2 separate regions of the Homo sapiens genome follow, and region 2 is linked to region 1. Evidence: chromatin loops called from intact Hi-C (ENCODE). Cell type or tissue: Caco-2. All regions are shown on one strand. Links, peaks and the distances in the headings refer to the core of each region. The heading gives the core; the rest is flanking DNA. Region 1 has its middle 7.7 kb from the start of IZUMO1R. Region 2 holds the start of GPR83 (G protein-coupled receptor 83).

The links. Peaks named below come from ENCODE experiments on the same cell type or tissue, not always from the same donor. Only the 100,000 strongest peaks of a DNase experiment are listed, where the experiment ranks them.
Region 2: it touches region 1 in a loop (2.3-fold over the local background); 8 of 110 quality-filtered maps call a loop at or near these places.

The regions. Positions count from the first base shown.
Region 1 is chr11:94,309,560-94,314,932 of GRCh38, forward strand. No RefSeq gene overlaps it. Among named protein-coding and RNA genes, the nearest start is that of IZUMO1R, 7.7 kb to the left of the region's middle. In Caco-2, for the core only: no CTCF peak of the experiment used is centred there; no DNase peak of the experiment used is centred there.
Region 2 is chr11:94,398,558-94,403,930 of GRCh38, forward strand. It overlaps GPR83 (G protein-coupled receptor 83), which reads right to left and starts at 2,862. Exons shown (of 4, transcript NM_016540.4): 1 at 2,304-2,862. The coding sequence starts at 2,690. In Caco-2, for the core only: no CTCF peak of the experiment used is centred there; a DNase peak (open chromatin) is centred at 2,984; H3K4me3 peaks cover 1,315 bases; H3K27me3 peaks cover 654 bases.

The DNA of each region.
Region 1 (5,373 bases), core at 261-5,260:
AAGCCCTAATAATTTGATACTTATTGATCACTTACCATGCACCCAGGATCTCTGGGAAGTACATAATATATGTTAGCTCATTTGATCCTCACAAAAGCCTTATTATCCTTGTTGTATTATAATATCATTTTTTACTATTCTCATTTTTCAGATTGGGACATAAATATAAGTAGAAACCAGCTAAGTCTGAACCCACGGTTCCAGCTCACAGGCTTACACTGAACAGCCTGATCTGTAGTTGAGTTGAACTGATGTGGATTTGGGAGTGGTGGGAGAGAGGGAGGGATAGCTGGTGGCAAGTCACAGTCAGGAAAGAGACTGAGTTCTACCCCTTCATGTGATTAGGAGTCATAACCCACAGGTCACACTGACAGTTTAAAAGTAAAAAGGCTTCCAAGTTAACTCACCTGGGGTAGGTCTTGTGATTCATGGTGACATCCTTTCCTTGAGAAAGAATCTTATTATGAGTTCCCAAATTGTTGACATACTGATTAATGTGTAGCCTACCGACATTGAAAAGGGTGATTTTTTTTTTTTTTTTTTTTTTGAGACAGAGTCCAGAAGACTCCCAACTTTGTTAGTGTGTCTTCCTGGGTCATTATTCACATTTGGCTTCCAATAAACCTTTACAAATTATTTCTGCTTCCAATAAACCTTTACAAATTGTTACAAATAGCCTTAATTTTGATCAACAGGAGGAGTGATGGGTTTTAAGCAAAGGAGTAGAACTGTCAGATTTGCAGTTAGATTGTGTGTTTTAATCAGAGTGATCCATGCACATGGCTCACAAACATCGGCCAAGGGATTTCTAATGCAAAGCAAGAGAGCAGCTGCCAGCTCACTCATCCATCAGGTTCCTACCCTGGGAGCACCCCTTCTAACCATTTTTGGGTTTAGCTATAAAAAAGTGACAAAATGTGACTTACCTTTTCTGCCACACATTCAGACTATCTTTTTGCTCTCTGTTCTGTTTGAGTTTCTCAACTTAATCCTCCAATCTTTTTAATTCTGGCAGTTCACTTTTAATTTCCAAGAGACTTTTTTTTTTTCCACAGCCTGCTGTTTTTTGTTTCATGGATGTAATATCTTCTCAAATGTCACTGAAGATCTAATTAGAATGTTTTTAAGCTTGTTTTGAGTCTCTGAATGACCTGTTTCCTCCAAGGTCAATCTGTTCTGTTTTCTTTATCGTCTCCTACGTGCTGCTCGTTCTCTCTGAGTCTGGTGGCTTTGGCTGTCTATCTTTGGCTGTCATATTTAAGAATGAGGAGCCGAGTTGATTTTATAGCAAGCTAGTATAGGTTTCCTCCATGGTTTTATATAAGGATCTTCATTTCAGTGCTGCTATTTGTAACAATTTGTAAAGGTTTACTGGTATGTGAGAAGAGCTTGTTGAGAGAAAGACCTTGCTTCAGAGTGTGAAAATTAATGAAGAGCACTCAAATAAGAACAAGCAAAGGCTATTTGTTCAGAGCTTACAAGGGAGTCAGCCACCATCACTTGCATTTTGCCAGAGACTCAAGGCAGGGAGGAGAGTGGGAAAGTTTTAGAGTGGATAAAAGGGAAGCCTTCGGCTGGGCATGGTGGCTCACGCCTGTAATCCCAGCACTTTGGGAGGCTGAGGTGAGCAGATCACAAGGTCAGGAGATTGAGTCCATCCTGGCCAACATAGTGAAACCCTGTCTCTACTAAAAATACAAAAAAATTAGCTGGGCATGGTGGCGGGTGCCTATTATCCCAGCTACTTGGGAGGCTGAGGCAGGAGAATCGCTTGAACTCGGGAGGCAGAGGTTGCAGTGAGCTGAGATTGCACCAATGCACTCGAGCTTGGGCGACAGTGCGAGACTCCATCTCAAAAAAAAAAAAAAAAATGGGAAGGCTTTAGGTCTGCTAGGCTCAGAGGCTGTGGGCAGGGGCAAGCTGTAGGCAGGCTAACTAGAAATGGGCATCCTATGTGTTTGGTTCAGGGAACATACTTAGCTTTTTCTGATTGGTCCTAAGTTGGAAATGGAGCCAAAAATGAGAAAGCTGGCTATTAATAAATTCTTGGCCATGTTGGGTCAATTGTGATAGGGATTATTCTTTGGCTTCCTGGACTGTATCTTCCTGAAGGTAAGATCCCTTACCAAGTGCAGTTAGTAGGTTGGCTTCTTGGGCTACTTGTGGGTCAGAATCCTGTTTTATATACAGCTAGCCATTGTTCATTTGTAGATTCAGTCTTTCAATCCCAGGGATAAAAATTAGGGAACCTAACAGTTATTAATCAACTCCTGGCTGTTTGGGGCTACTGCAGGGCTGATTGTTTGGCTTTCTGGGCTAATTGCTAGAGAGACAGTACTGATGTCCTACGAGTCTGACTTGCAAGATAGTAGGATGGCTTCTGGGCTGGTTACTATAGATAATGGGTTAGAGTTCTATTGTTATATGTGGTCTGACCATTGTCCATCTCGAGACCAAGTTAGCAGGAGCTATATAGCTATATTGGGGTATGGAGCCTTTGCATGCCAGAATAGGGATGGTTCTCTCTGGGATGCTAACAACCATATGTGAAATTTCAGCACTATCCAATTAGCTGGGTGTGGTGCCATGCACCTTTAGTCCCAGCTACTTGAGGGGCTGAGGCAGGAGGACTGCTTGAACCTGGGAGGTTGGGGCTACAGTGAGCCAAGATTGCACCACTGCACTCCAGCCTGGTGACAGAGTGAGACCCTATCTTAAAAAACAAAAACAAAACCCAACTTCAGCACTATCCAGAATTTAATTTTTTAGAGAAGGTTCTTCTACCCCAGGGGCTAAAGTTGGGTTGCCTGAGCACTAGATTTGGGCAGAGGACACGTGGGCCAGGGGCATGTAGAGACTTTCTTGCTCTGCCCCCAACACCTGCCAACTCTGAGCCCAGATCCTCTCAGAGTTTCTGCGTGATGAATCAGCTCCTTCGTCCACTACAGCTGCCACCTCCAATTTCTCTGGCCTCCTTGTTTCCTTTGATGTGCCCTCATGTGCTTTCTGTCTTCTAAATATTTGTTGAAATCTCTTGTTCACTGATGGTTTCCTTCACATGCTCTTGAAAAAGGAACATGGAAATAATCTTTTTAGTGGAATCCCAGGTATTCATTCCACTCTCTGTAACCAGAAGCTGTAGATTTATTAAAGACTCAACGGTTGTTTAAACAGTAGATTAGAAGAAAGCCAAATGGAAGACAAGGAGGATAAGGACAATATGTAGAATGAATGTGCAGGAAAGAAAGAAAATCAGAAGGCAGGTGCTAGAAACCTAATTGTGAGCAACTTTCTAGGAGGCATGAAGCCAAGCCACAGTAGAGGCAGTGGACACAAGAGGGGCAGATTCAGGAACTATTAGAAGATAGAATCAATAGAAGCTTAGAGCATATTTTTGCATAAAGTGCCACAAAATAGGTATAAGACATTAGGGACAGAGAACTATCACAAAGAAACCAACAGCCTTGGATAACTGCACTCTGATGCTTCCATTTATAAGAGGAACTTTCCCCACTTTGGATTGTACTAGGTCTTGGTAGCAGGGAGCTACTGGAGGGTGTTCCTTCTCCTGGAGGCAACCCAGTCACTTTTGATGATGTGGGAACATCAAACCCTATTCAAGTCCTTCCTCAGGGACAATGGGAAGTCCTGGGGGGCAAATGAAAAACAAAACAAAATGGCCCTCTTTTATGCTGCCCTTGCTTTAAGATTCTTTCTGAGTAACTTTCCTCAGTGAGGTCCCTTACCAAGCGCAGGAGTTGCTGCAGCCTGACAGTCATGCACAGAGATCTTGTTCCTAGACCACCTCTGCTGCCTGATGGAGGAGCACTGAGCACCCCTGCCATTCCTCTCCCACCCCACCCCTACTGAACTCCTCCACAAAAAGGACTGCTTCCTTAGTTGCTTCCCAATGTCCTGTTGCTTTGTCTGTTGGAAGACCCAGAAATGAAGATTATTTTGGTGTTCCAGGCTGGTGTTGGAAGCTAAGCTACAAGTGGGAGCTAAGCTACAAGGATACAAAGGCATACAAATGATACAATGGACTTTGGAGACTAGGGGGTAAGGAGAAAAGGTCAGATCACTTTCCCCAGCTCCAGCCCTTGAGATAGCTTGAGTGTCCACTCCCTTCTTGCATCCCCAGGGGACACTTTTCCTGCCAACAACACCAGTCGCCCTTTTTTTGTATTCCCTCCTACTCGGTTTTCCTTACATCCATCCTCAGATTTACTCTCCCACAGAATCAGAAACCATGTTCAATAGTGCTTTTGCCACAAAAAACTAAATAGAAACATCTGGAGGGCCGGGCGCGGTGGCTCATGCCTGTAATCCTAGCACTTTGGGAGGCCAAGGCAGGCGGATCACCTGAGGTCGGGAGTTCAAGACCAGCCTGACCAACATGGAGAAATCTCGTCTCTACTAAAAATACAAAATTAGCTGGGCATGGTGGCACATGCCTGTAATCCCAGCTACTAGTGAGGCTGAGGCAGGAGAATCGCTTGAACCTGGGAGGCAGAGGTTGTGGTGAGCCGAGATCGCACCATTGCACTCCAGCCTGGGCAACAAGAGTGAAACTCCATCTCAAAAAAAAAAAAAAAAGAAAGAAACATCTGGAGGAGGAAAGAGGATTTCCCAGTGAGGAGGAGCTGATGATGGGCTCTGAGATGCTGGCAGGATGTCAGCGAGGAGTTGTCCATCAGCCAATTGACCCACAGTGCAGGAAAGAGATGTGGGCTGCAGATAAGAATCCTGGACTCACTTTCCTAGAAGTGTGGAAGTAGATGAGTTCTCTAAGGAAAATAAAGAGAGAAAAAGGAAAAGCTTGTGGAGAGTCTCTCTGACTCACCTACAGTCAAGGAAGTGACAGGGAATGGAGCTAGTAAAGACACAGGGATGCAGAAGCCGGGTAGAAAGAGGATGGAAGGGAGCTGCACCTCTGAGGGGCAATGTCAAATTCGAAGTTGCCCGCTTCATATTAATTAACTCATAATTACTGCGTTCTTACTCTATGCTGGAAAATGCTGGTCCTGGGAATTGAAAGATTGAATATACAAATGAGCAATGACCAGGCAATGTATAAAGCAGGACTCTGACCCACAACCTGTAACAGCCAGCCCAGGAAGCCAACTTACTATCCACAGTATCCATTCCAGGAAGCCAAAGGATAGCCCCTATAACGATTGACCCAAAATGATCAGGAATTGATTAATAACTTCCAGCTTTCCTATTTCAGCTCCTGCTTTTAACTTAGGACCAACTGGGGAAAGCTAAATATGCCCCCTCACCAATCACATGGAATGCCCTGCTTCTAGTTAGCTGCTGATATAGTCTGGACATTTGTCTCCAGCCAAGCAAGTCTCATGTTGAACTGTAATC
Region 2 (5,373 bases), core at 292-5,291, 89 kb after region 1:
GACTCTGATGGGTCAGAATGAAAGACTCCCTCCTCTACGTTCTCTGTGCATCTATCTTTATCTACCATGGGAACTGTAAGTAATTGTCTGCTTTTCTGTCCATCATCAGAGCTAGGCTTCATGCTGACTGCAGTAGATTAAGTGGACAGGAAGGGAGACCAGGGAAGAAGGATATTGTTGCCAATCAGGCAAAGGCAGGGATGCCTTTCCCGATGGGGGAGCCTGTGCTGAGTAAGGCCAAGGGGTTGGAAGTCCCTCCCCACAACCTTCTCCCTTTCCTACCTGCCAGCACCTTATAAACTGTAATCCAAGTTTGGATTGGGGCAGCTTGATGGGTCAGGTTCAAGGCTAAGCTGCTTTGGCTCATACTGGAGGGGGTGCTGGGCTCTGAGGACCTTGGCATCCTGTCTCTTGCAGGAGATCCTCTGGGGCAGGTATTGCCAGCTCTCAGGTGTAGCCTGTCCTCGCGTCCATGGCCTCCCTACCCCTTCTTGTGTCTGCTGCAGATCCAGCCCTGTATCCTGGCTCTGGGCAGCAGCAAAAAAGGCCATGTTCTGTGGCTTCCCAGTTCCCAACCTAGGTAGCACAGCCCAACCGTACCACTGTAGATTCTCAGGTCAGAAACCAAGGGAGGCGCCAACGGGTGACAGGGATGCTGTTGTCTTGTGCTTTGAGACACCCAGGGAGGAGGAGAGTATTTGAAAGCCCACTCATCCTTGGGTAATGCCCAGGGGATATTAAGTGGCCATCAATACGTTAGACGTAGGCTGAAAGGAGATCAGAACAAGTCCAGGGTTTGGAGTAGCAGAAGCTAAACATGGTCCAAGAGTGTCCTTCACTCCCAGCTGGCTGGTTAGTGGACCGACCTCTGGATTTGAGTTAGGGGATGGAATTCTCATCCTGGCTCTGCCAACTACTGGCCAGGTGGCTTTGGACAAGGGATTGAACCTCTCTGTGCCCTAGTTTTCTCATCTGCAAAATGTGAGTAATATTCTAATAAGTGAGGATGAGAAAGAGAATGTGAGGGTACTTTTTCAATATAAGATTTGGAAGGATGTTCACACAGGTGATGGACTTGTGGGGGTTCATCCTGTGTTTTTTGCTTGTCTGTTATATCTGGTTGTGTATGAGAGATGGCAAGGAGACAGACAGAGAGGGATTAATAGATATTGCTTTAGTAATCACTCAAATGACAAAGTTATTCCATAAAATGAAAAAATATAACACACTAGAGAAACATGCAGTATAACTGTCACTATGGTTGCTCAGTCATCGCCCTTACAGTCCCAAATCATCCATGAGAGCCACACTCCCCGGTCACAGCGGGACACCACCAGCGCTAAGTAGCCAGGGCTTGGGGAAGAATCCCATCAGCTGCCAATGTGCAAATGCCCCCAGCCTGCCCGATTTCTGGGGCCCAAGCCCACCTCCCCTCATTTCTTCCTCAACACAGACCTCAAACACAGCCTCATTATCAACCCACAGAAGGGAAATGCACTTTAAATAAGTGGTCTGGGAAAATGCACTTAATGTTCCATTAACAATTAGCAATTGTTTGATATTTCAGTTGTAGCACAAAGCAGTATCCCATGGGTACGGCTGGGCACTGAACAGGCTGCAATTCAGAGGGAGGGGGACCTGATCATCTCTGCTGACATTTCAGGGGCATTGATTTACTGCTCAATTATCAAGCAAGCCCAGACCCAGTGAGATTAAACAGGAAATGGTCATTCATTTCCAGCTGGCTGCAGACACTCAAACCATTGACCCAATGCCACCGCCGCAGAAGCTCTGGCTGATAAGGCGATGAGACAGAAAAAAGTGGGGAGAAATCAGAGAGTGAGGCAGGGGAGAGAGGAAGAGAGGAGAGGTGGGGAGAGGAGAGGAGAGGAGAGAGAATAGAAAAATAAAATCACAGAGAGACTGACAAGAAGAAAAAGAGATAACAGGTGAGGAGACAGAGACAGATGAATAGGGAGGCTGAAAGACAAAAAAAAAAAAAAAGATGAGGACACTGAGAGATAGAGAAGAGAGACAGAAAGACTTCAGAGAGAGAGACAGAGACTGAAAGAAAGACTAAGAAAAACAGGAGAGATACAAGAACCGAGATGACAGAGGAGGGAGAAAAGAGACTAGGACAGGAAGACAGAGGCAGAGGAGAGGAGAAATGAGGAGGAAGAGAGATGTGGAGAGAGAAGTGGGGACCCACAGGGAGACGCAGAACGGCAGAGGGAGGCCAGAGAACTGAGAGAGGAAAGGGAGACGAAGACAGAAGGTGGGGCGGCAGGCAGCGGGCCCCTTACCAAAGTGAAGGGGGTGTTGAGCAGCGTGATCATTATGTCGGCAACTGCCAGGTTGACGATGAAGAGGCTGGTGGCCGAGTGCATTCGCTGGTTCTTGAAGATGACATGACAGACCAGGACGTTGCCAAAGAGTGAGAAGACAATGATGAAGGAGTAAGCCACAATGAGCAGGGCTTTCACCGTGGGGTTCTGGGACTCAGCGCCGTAGCGCCTCCTGCCCACAAAGTTCTGCCAGTCGGAGAAGGTGTAGTTGTTCCAAGAGAAGAAGTGCGAGGCATTGGGCACGGCCAGGGCCGCCTCCGCGCTCTGCTCGTCGGCCCGGCCCTCGTGGGGCTCGGTGGCTCGCACCAAGGGGAGGAGACAGAGCAGCAAGAGGTGAGGGACCATTTTGCAGGAGCCACCCCTCCCCTGGGAGCCTGCGGGCCGGGCGTCCCCTCCCGCTGGGATCGGAGCGCGCAGCCGGGGTGCGGGGCGCACAGCATACAAGGCCGTCCCGAGGAGCCAGGGAGCCCGGACGCGCGGAGCACCGCGCCGCCCGCCACCAGCCCGCGGTCGGCACGCCAGCTCCGGGTTTGTTGGAGCACTTTTATATCTCTGCTCCCACCAGGCTGCTAGGGAGCGCCTCTGCCTATTGGGCAGCGCGGCGTCTCTCGCGGCGACGGTGACGCGCTCTGGCTCTGACAAGCCTGGCTCCCCCCACCCTACCGGGTGGCGCCGTTGCTGACCCCACGCCCAGCCGTTCCCACTCCCGCCTGAAACTCCTCCGACAGGGCTTCGCTTCGGGGGCTCAGTCCCCAGCGCGTACACACTCGCGTGGTGTCGGCTTAGCCTCTTGTAAAGGAAGCAGGGCAGGCAGGTGGGAGGAAGCCCACAGGGGCACTTGGGATGATGAGGGGGCATGCTGGCAAAGCCGGGTCAGTGACAAGGATATATTCCATTTGTTTCCACCTAAGCCTTAGCCTTGGCACAGTTTCAATATCGAAATGGATCGCTGCGTCCCGGCGGTCCCAGGAAAAAGGCAAACCAAAAAATAGAGACGTTAAGGATTCTCCAAGTCCCCGGAGTATCCAGATACCAGAGGTGCTGGAGGGCTTATTAAAGGATTACAGTTTCTTTGACAGCCCCCAGGAATGCAATCTGGGGAGCTTTGTTTTTCAAGGAAACTCTTCAAAGCAGTTCGGATACCATCAAAGAAGCGAAGGAAAAGAGAAGTTTAGCTGTGTGCTCACCTCTTGGGTAACTTGAATTTTTCTGCCATGGAAGTCCTTGAAGCTATATCTTTAAGGGATATTATGACCCATGCTGTTTTTCCTTCCCCATCTACTTCTTCAGGAAACCTTGCTATCCTGCTCACCCGTTTTCACTTCCACTGTGAAAACTCTCCCAGTCACTGGGTCCTCTGCCACCCACAAGCCTGTAGTAAAGACCATGGGCTCTGTAATTAGGGTTTAATCCCAGCTTTGTCACTTCCTAGCTGTGAAATCTTGGGCAAGCCATTTAACATTTTTGGCCTTGGTTAAAAGGCTTTCTTTTCCTAAATGTGAGGTTTTCAGAGACCCCTGTATACATCTCTCACTGCATTGCCCTCTGGTGCAAGACATGCAATATCTGGTTGACTACTGGTAACCACCCCTGACCCCCAACAGGAAACACCATGTAGATTCTTTACATTGTGTCAACGTGCCCTGGGGAGCAATGTCCTTGGGCTGGGACCCAAACAATGACTCAAACCTAGGTATTACTCTTGTCTCCAGTTTTCCACTTCACATGTACTCTTCAAGCAACTGTGTCTGGAGGAAAGGATGGCTAGCAGATAACCCTCAATTATACTGAAGGACCTGGCAGGTCTCACAGGATTAAATGGCTGAAATAGGGGATTATGTGACAGATCCTAGAAGGGACAAGGTGCTAGGCCGATGAAATAATACATCTTTAGCTCCAGGAAATAAACCAAGAGACTGCCTGTAAACACTGAAAGCTTGGGGGCCGGGCGCGGTGGCTCACGCCTGCAATCCCAGCACTTTGGGAGGTCGAGGCGGGCGGATCCACGAGGTAGGAGACCGAGACCATCCTGGCTAACACGGTGAAACCCCATCTCTACTAAAAATACAAAAAATTAGCTGGGCGTGGTGGCAAGCGCCTGTAGTCCCAGCTACTCAGGAGGCTGAGGCAGGAGAATGGCGTGAACCCGGGAGGCGGAGCTTGCAGTGAGCCGAGATCGCGCCACTGCACTCCAGCCTGGGCGACAGAGCGAGACTCCGTCTCAAAAAGAAAAAAGCTTAGGTAGACTTGCTGCTCCATCAAGATGACCTGGCATCATCTTGAGAGGCAAGGCCGGAATATGATGGTCATTTAGAAAACAGAATCCTAGTCAATTGACTGTGCCCAGTGTCAACAAAGAGTGTATGGATAGAAGAGGAATAGTCAGCGTCAAGCTCAGAGAAAGAAATCAAAGGTAGCCAGTGCCCTTCCAAGCACTCTCTTCCAAGTACCACAGAAGGTGCTTGCTAGCCGGCATATTTGTAATCTGGGCCACCTAACTAATGTCTTCACTTTGATTCCCTGCTCATCATGCCCACCTTGTAAGTGTGAGGGCATTTACACCAGAAGCCTGAAACTTTCTTTCTGAAAGAGGTGAGGTGTTTTAGTTCTTAGCTTTCCCCAAAAGCATCTCCTGTGACAAATACTCTAGTGAGAGGGTTCATTTGGGAGATGAAGGCAAACACCAATAGGGAAGTGGAGAAGTGTGACAAGAAAGGGAAAGCAACCAATAGAGTTTTGTCAAGCCAGCTACCACTGTGGGTGACAAGCTGAAGCCTGCTGGGAAGCCAGTGTAAGGTGTACACATCAGCTATCCAAGCCAAGGGGTGACAGAGCTGTGGTATCTGTACTCCACCTCCTGTTAGTCACTGGTTGAAGGCTTCTCCCAGGGGTCTGCTCCTTCTCCCAGGATGCTCCTGAACTTCTGGCCTGCCATGTGGATAGCCAAAATGGGCTCCAGAGGCAAAACAAGGGCTCAGGCAAATAAATGCTACTGCTGGCAGTTGCAAGTTGCACTGGTGTGCTCTGA